2 separate regions of the Homo sapiens genome follow, and region 1 is linked to region 2. Evidence: read pairs that join two places in POLR2A ChIA-PET (ENCODE). Cell type or tissue: PC-3. All regions are shown on one strand. Links, peaks and the distances in the headings refer to the core of each region. The heading gives the core; the rest is flanking DNA.

Region 1 (2,917 bases), core at 126-2,625, 1.6 Mb before region 2:
GAGAGCAAGGTCTGTGTGACAGTCTCTGCAGCAGTAGCTGCTGGATAAACATACGTTAATGGGCTGTAAGGAGTATGGATGGCTCTCTTTCGTCTTCCAGCCATCTCCTCACCCTAGCAAAATAAAAAACAACCCCCAACCTTGGCAAAGGCAATGTAGCAAAGTAGTAGGTGCAAGATTTAATGAGCGACGGCAGGGAGGATGAGGTGCTAAGGAGGGGTGGACAGGGTAACAGATAACACATTTCAGCAACAGGAAGCCGAGAGGAAACCAGCAAGCGGCTGCTGTTCTGTGTTCCCCCATCCAGCCAGCAAGTTCAGCTCCGGCAAGTCATTTGATTCACCCGGTGATGAAATGGGGGTCAACCAGTCTGTGGGCTTTCCACCTGTCACAGGACCCCACCTCGTAGGCTGTGGGGATGTGATGGAGGGTCAGAATCTCCAGGTAAGTGTCCCCAGCTCCCTTTCTTCTGTTTGCACTGCTTCTGCCGGCACCGTGACTTACTGATCACAAGTCTGATCCTGTATTCCCACGGTGGGGAAAATGAATTAGAGCGGGTCTGGATTTGGTTATCAAGCCCCCAGGTCTGTCTTCCTGAGCTTTTTCTTCCTCTTTCCAAACATTAGAAACATCCCAATAGACAGAGATAATGCGTTCATTTTCCACCTAGGAGGAAAGGGGGGACTCTAGCTTTAGAGGCAGCTCGCAGATCCTCTCACCTTTCTTGAGGGCAGATGCCTGATCTTGGAAGGGTTTTAATCGTATCATAATCTGAGTGTGTGAGAGAAAGAGCCATGGGCGTGTGCCTTTGGCCTTGGACTCCCTGACCTGGGTAGGGGGACAGCTTCCTTTTCTCTCTCCTGCCTTGATCTGTTTTCCCCTCCTGCTTTGACTTCTGGACTGGTCCTCTATCTTATATATATGTATATATAGTAGAGACGAGGCCTTGCTATGTTGCCCAGGCTGATGTCTAACTCCTGGCCTCAAGCGACTCTCCTACCTCGGCTTCCCAAAGTGCTGGGATTACAGGCATGAGCCACTGTGCCTGGCTTAGTTCCTAGGTCTTTCTCTGCTAGCCCTTGGACTTCCTGTCTCCCTTGAGAGGCACACACTTCCTAGTAACCCCTCACCTACTCCCATGTAAAATGAGTGTGCTGTTGCTTCCCAGGGGCTGTCCTAGAGCAGAGTGGCCTGGATGAGCTACCAAGGCCACCCTGTTCAGCACGAGAACTAATCTCTAACTCCTGGGGCTCCTCTAGGCCTAGGTTCAGGGCCAGATTTAAATCTTTCATTGTCCCAAGCACTCAAATATTTTTGGTGCCCCCTCCCACAATGTAATTCAAAATACAGTTGGCTATTTGAAATAACGTAAGCTTTACATATATGCTAAAAATCAAATTGCTTCTTTCCAGATTTCTGAATGTGAAATTCAGGCATGCTAATTGAAACTTCAGTTTCCCTGTTTTGGTGCCCTGTTTTGCTGGTGCCCCAAACACCTGCTGAGTGTGGCTGTTGGGAAATCTAGCCTGGGCTCCTTGCTCTGAGCAGCTGCTCTCTTCTTTCCTACAGGGGAGCTTCTTTCGACTCTTCTACCCCTGCCAAAAGGCAGAGGAGACCATGGAGCAGCCCCTGTGGATTCCCCGCTATGAGTACTGCACTGGCCTGGCCGAGTACCTGCAGTTTAATAAGCGCTGCGGGGGCTTGCTGTTCAACCTGGCGGTGGGTAAGGGCTGGCCTGACCTCTGCATGCTTTCCCAGTTGCTTGGTTATGTTCCTGGGAGATCCCCAGGTGGACGCAGTACCTTATAGCCTGCAGTGTCCAGGCTTTTGTAAGGGGCATCCATTAGCCAGTGTGGTATGGAGAGTTGGGAGAGAATTACATATGAAAGAGCTTTGGTGACTGAGTTAGACTTTCCTGGATTCAAATCCAGACTTTATAAGTTACTAGCCATGGGGTTTGGGCAAGTTACTGAACCTGTCTAAATACATGTCTTTGGGGGTTTGTAGTACGGGATGTACGTAAAGCCTCTAATGCGGTGCTTGGGACATATAATGTGTTCCATAAATGGCACTGATTGCTCCTTTGTTTAGCATGTATTAATTCCTACTCTGTGCCAGCTATTGTGTGTATCAAAGAAAGATTCTTAACTGTCAAGGAGCGTACAGTTTCCTGCAGTTTTCCCTCCAGTCACCCCTCTTCTGAGTAGGGTAACATTGAGTCATCCACTTCCCCCAAAGGTCCCACACCTAGGAATTCCACCCAGTGCCTTGGCATCTCAGCAGTTTACCCCGGGTTCAGTACTGCCACTTTGGACTTAGCTTCCCATTTTCTTTTCCTTTTTTTTTTTTTTTTTTTTTTTTTTTGGTGAGATGGAGTCTTGCTCTTGTTGCCCAGGCTGGAGTGCAATGGCACAATCTCAGCTCACTGCAACCTTCGCCTCCAGGGTGCAAGTGATTCTCCTGCCTCAGCCTCCTGAGTAGCTGGGATTATAGGAGCCCGCCACCACGCCCAGCTAATTTTTGTATTTTTAGTAGAGACGGGGTTTCACTTGGCCAGGCTGGTCTCTTGACCTCGTGATCCGCCCTCCTTGGCCTGCCAAAGTGCTGGGAATACAGGCGTGAGCCACTGCGCCTGGCTTAGCTTCCCATTTTCTGTTGTGTTCACTCTTCCTAGGGAAGAAAGGGAGAAGAAATAGGTGATTAACTGCCCTGAGCTGCTCAGGGGCCGATGGTGGTTCTCCAGAGGGGAGAAACACATGTCCCCACCCATACCTATACTCAGGCTGCCCTTGGGATAACAGCTTTGGGGCAGCCAGATATTCTATAGCCCATGTCTCTGCTAGGATCTTGTCGCCTGCCTGTTAGCTGGAATGGCCCCTTTAAGACAAAGGACTCTGGATACCCCTTGATCATCTTC
Region 2 (2,917 bases), core at 282-2,781:
TGCTAGAGTTTTTCTTTTAATCATCAAAGGATATTAGATCTTATGAAAAGCTTTTTCTGTATCTACTAAACAGTTACTTCACCAAAAAAAAGATATACAGAGGGAAAATAGCATATGAAGGACTGCTTAGCATCATTAGTCATTAGGGAAATGCAAATTAAAACCATAATGAGATACCATTACATACCTAATGGGATGCCTGAGATTAAAAAGACTTCCCATTGCTGATAAGAATGTGAAGTCATAGAAATTTTCATACGCTAATAGTGGGGATGTGCAAAAGTACAACGACTATGAAAAATAGTTTGACAGTTTTTTAAAAAGTTAAACATATGATCTAGTCATTCCACTCCTAGGCATTTACCCCGCAAAATGAAAGCTTATGTCCATTTAAAGACTTGTAGATAAAATGCTCATAGCAGTTTTATTTGTAATGCCCCCAAACTGGCGACAACTCAAATTTACATCACCAGTGAATAAACATCATGTTTTTATACAATGGAATATTACTCAACAATAAAAAGCAATGGAGTATTGATATATCAGCAACAGAGATGAATCTCATAGTAATTATGCTGAGTGAAAGAAGCCAGACAAAAAGAGTACATGTTACAGGTATATGATTTTTTTAATCTGTTGAGATACTCGTATGGTTTTTCTTTTTTAGTCCGTTAATATGATGAATTATATTGATTTTTAAATATTAAACTATTTTTGCATTACTGGGGTTGGTCACGATGTATTATCTTTTTATATATTGTCTGGTTTGATTCGCTAAAATTTTTCTAAGGATTTATGTATTTATGTTTATGAGGGCTGCTGACCTCTAGTGATCTTTTTCCCTCTTGTAATGATGCCATATAGTTTTGGTATCAGGTAGTGGTTGCCTCATTGAATGAGTTTGGAAATGTCTTTTCCTCTTCAGTTTTCTGGGACAGCTTGTATGGAATTGATAGGTGGAGTGTTCTATAAATGCCAATTAGGTCAGGTTAGGTAATAGTTTTGTTCAGGTTTCATATATCTTTACTGATCTATCTACTTGTTTAAATTATCGAGGGAGATGTTTTGAGATCTCTGACTATAATTGTGAAATTTTCTATTTTTTCTCGCAGTTTTATCAGTTTCTGCTTCTTATATTTTCAATCTCTTTTTATTGGGTACATCAGCATTTAGGACTGTTATGTTCTCTTGAGGAGCTGACTGCTCATAATGACCCCATTATGAAATGACCCTCTTTATTGCAGGTAATATTTTTTGCTCTGAAATCTACTTTATCTGATAATATCTAACTATCTTTTGATTAGTGTTAGCATAGTAAATCTTTTTCCATTATTTTACTTTTAACTTATTTCTGAGTTTATATTTCAAGTATGTTTCTCCAAGGTAACATATAGTTGGGTCTTTCTTTCTTATCCAATCTGAGAATCTCTGTTTTTTAATTGGGATATTTAGATTATTTACATTTAATGTGATTATTGGTGTATAAGTTTAAGTCTATCATCTTGTGACTTGCTTTCTATTCGTCCCATCTGTTCTTTATTTACCTTTTCTCTGTCTCTTGTATTATTTTTAATGCTTCAATTTTATCTCCTTTGTTAGCCTATTAGGAATAACTCCTTGTAGTATTTTCCTAGTGGTTACCTTAAAGCAACAGTTGGCAAACTTTGCTCCTTGGACCAAATCTGACCCACTGCCTATTTCTATTAATAAAGTTTTATTGGAACACGGCCACCCCAGTTTGTTTATGTATTGTCTGTGGCTGCTTTTACTCCATAATGGCAGCACTGAATAGTTGCCACAGAGAATAAATAGACTGCAAAGACTAAAATATTTACTATCTAGCCAGGCATGGTGGCTCACACTTGCAATCCCAGAACTTTGGGAGGCTGAGGCAGGAGGATTGCTTAAGCCCAGGAGGTCAAGGCTGCAATGAACTATGACTGCACCACTGCACTCCAACCTGGGCAACAGAGCAAGACCCTGTCTCAAAATATAGATCAATAAGATAGATAGATGATAGATAGATAGATAGATAGATAGATAGCTATAGATGGATAGATAGATAGACAGATATGTACTATCTGGCCCTTAGAAAAAGTTCGTTGATCCCTACATACTTTAGAGTTTATAGTATATATCTTTAACTTATCATGGTCTACCATCAAGTGATATTATAACACTTCACATATAGTAGAAGAACCTTAAAACAGTATATTTTTATTTTTCCCTTCCTGGCCTTTATGTTATTGTTGTTAAACATTTTACTTGTACATATGGTATAAACCCTACAAAACAGTTGTTATTTTTGCTTTACATAAATTTTTTTTTTTTTGAGATGGAGCCTTGCTGTGTCGCTCAGGCTGGGGTGCAGTGGCGCAGTCTTGGCTCACTGTAACCTACACCTCCTGGGTTCAAGCAATTCTCCTGATTCAGCCTCCTGAATAGCTGGGATTACAGGCACCTGCCACCATGCCTGGCTAATTTGGTGAGGAGGCCTCCCAAAGTGCTGGATTACAGGCTACCACACCCGGCCAGTAATCATTACTTTTTAAATGTTTAAAATGTTATATTTAAATTATTCAAGGCTGGGTTTGGTGGCTCATGCCTGTAATCCCAGCACTTTGAGAAGCCGGGGCGGGCAGATCATGAGGTCAGGAGATCGAGACCATCCTGGCTAACACGGTGAAACCCCGTCTCTACTAAAAATACAAAAAATTAGCCGGGCGCGGTGGCGGGCGCCTGTAGTCCCAGCTACTCGGGAGGCTGAGGCAGGAGAATGGCGTGAACCCGGGAGGCAGAGCTTGCAGTGAGCCGAGATAGCGCCATTGCACTCCAGCCTGGGCGCAAGAACGAGACTCCGTCTAAAAAAAAAAAAAAAAAAAAAAATTGTTCAATTTATACTCATAATTTTATATTT

What was found. Peaks named below come from ENCODE experiments on the same cell type or tissue, not always from the same donor. Only the 100,000 strongest peaks of a DNase experiment are listed, where the experiment ranks them.
Region 1: POLR2A ChIA-PET joins it to region 2 with 8 read pairs; 1 of 35 experiments calls an interaction of 5 or more read pairs at or near these places.

Annotation. Positions count from the first base shown.
Region 1 is chr1:25,988,254-25,991,170 of GRCh38, reverse strand. It overlaps PAFAH2 (platelet activating factor acetylhydrolase 2), which reads left to right. Exons shown (of 11, transcript NM_000437.4): 2 at 308-444; 3 at 1,570-1,723; 4 at 2,844-2,917. The coding sequence starts at 355. Among named protein-coding and RNA genes, the nearest start is that of PAFAH2, 8.4 kb to the left of the region's middle. In PC-3, for the core only: no CTCF peak of the experiment used is centred there; a DNase peak (open chromatin) is centred at 1,110.
Region 2 is chr1:24,395,398-24,398,314 of GRCh38, reverse strand. All of the region lies in intron 2 of STPG1 (sperm tail PG-rich repeat containing 1), which reads left to right. Among named protein-coding and RNA genes, the nearest start is that of STPG1, 17 kb to the left of the region's middle. In PC-3, for the core only: no CTCF peak of the experiment used is centred there; no DNase peak of the experiment used is centred there.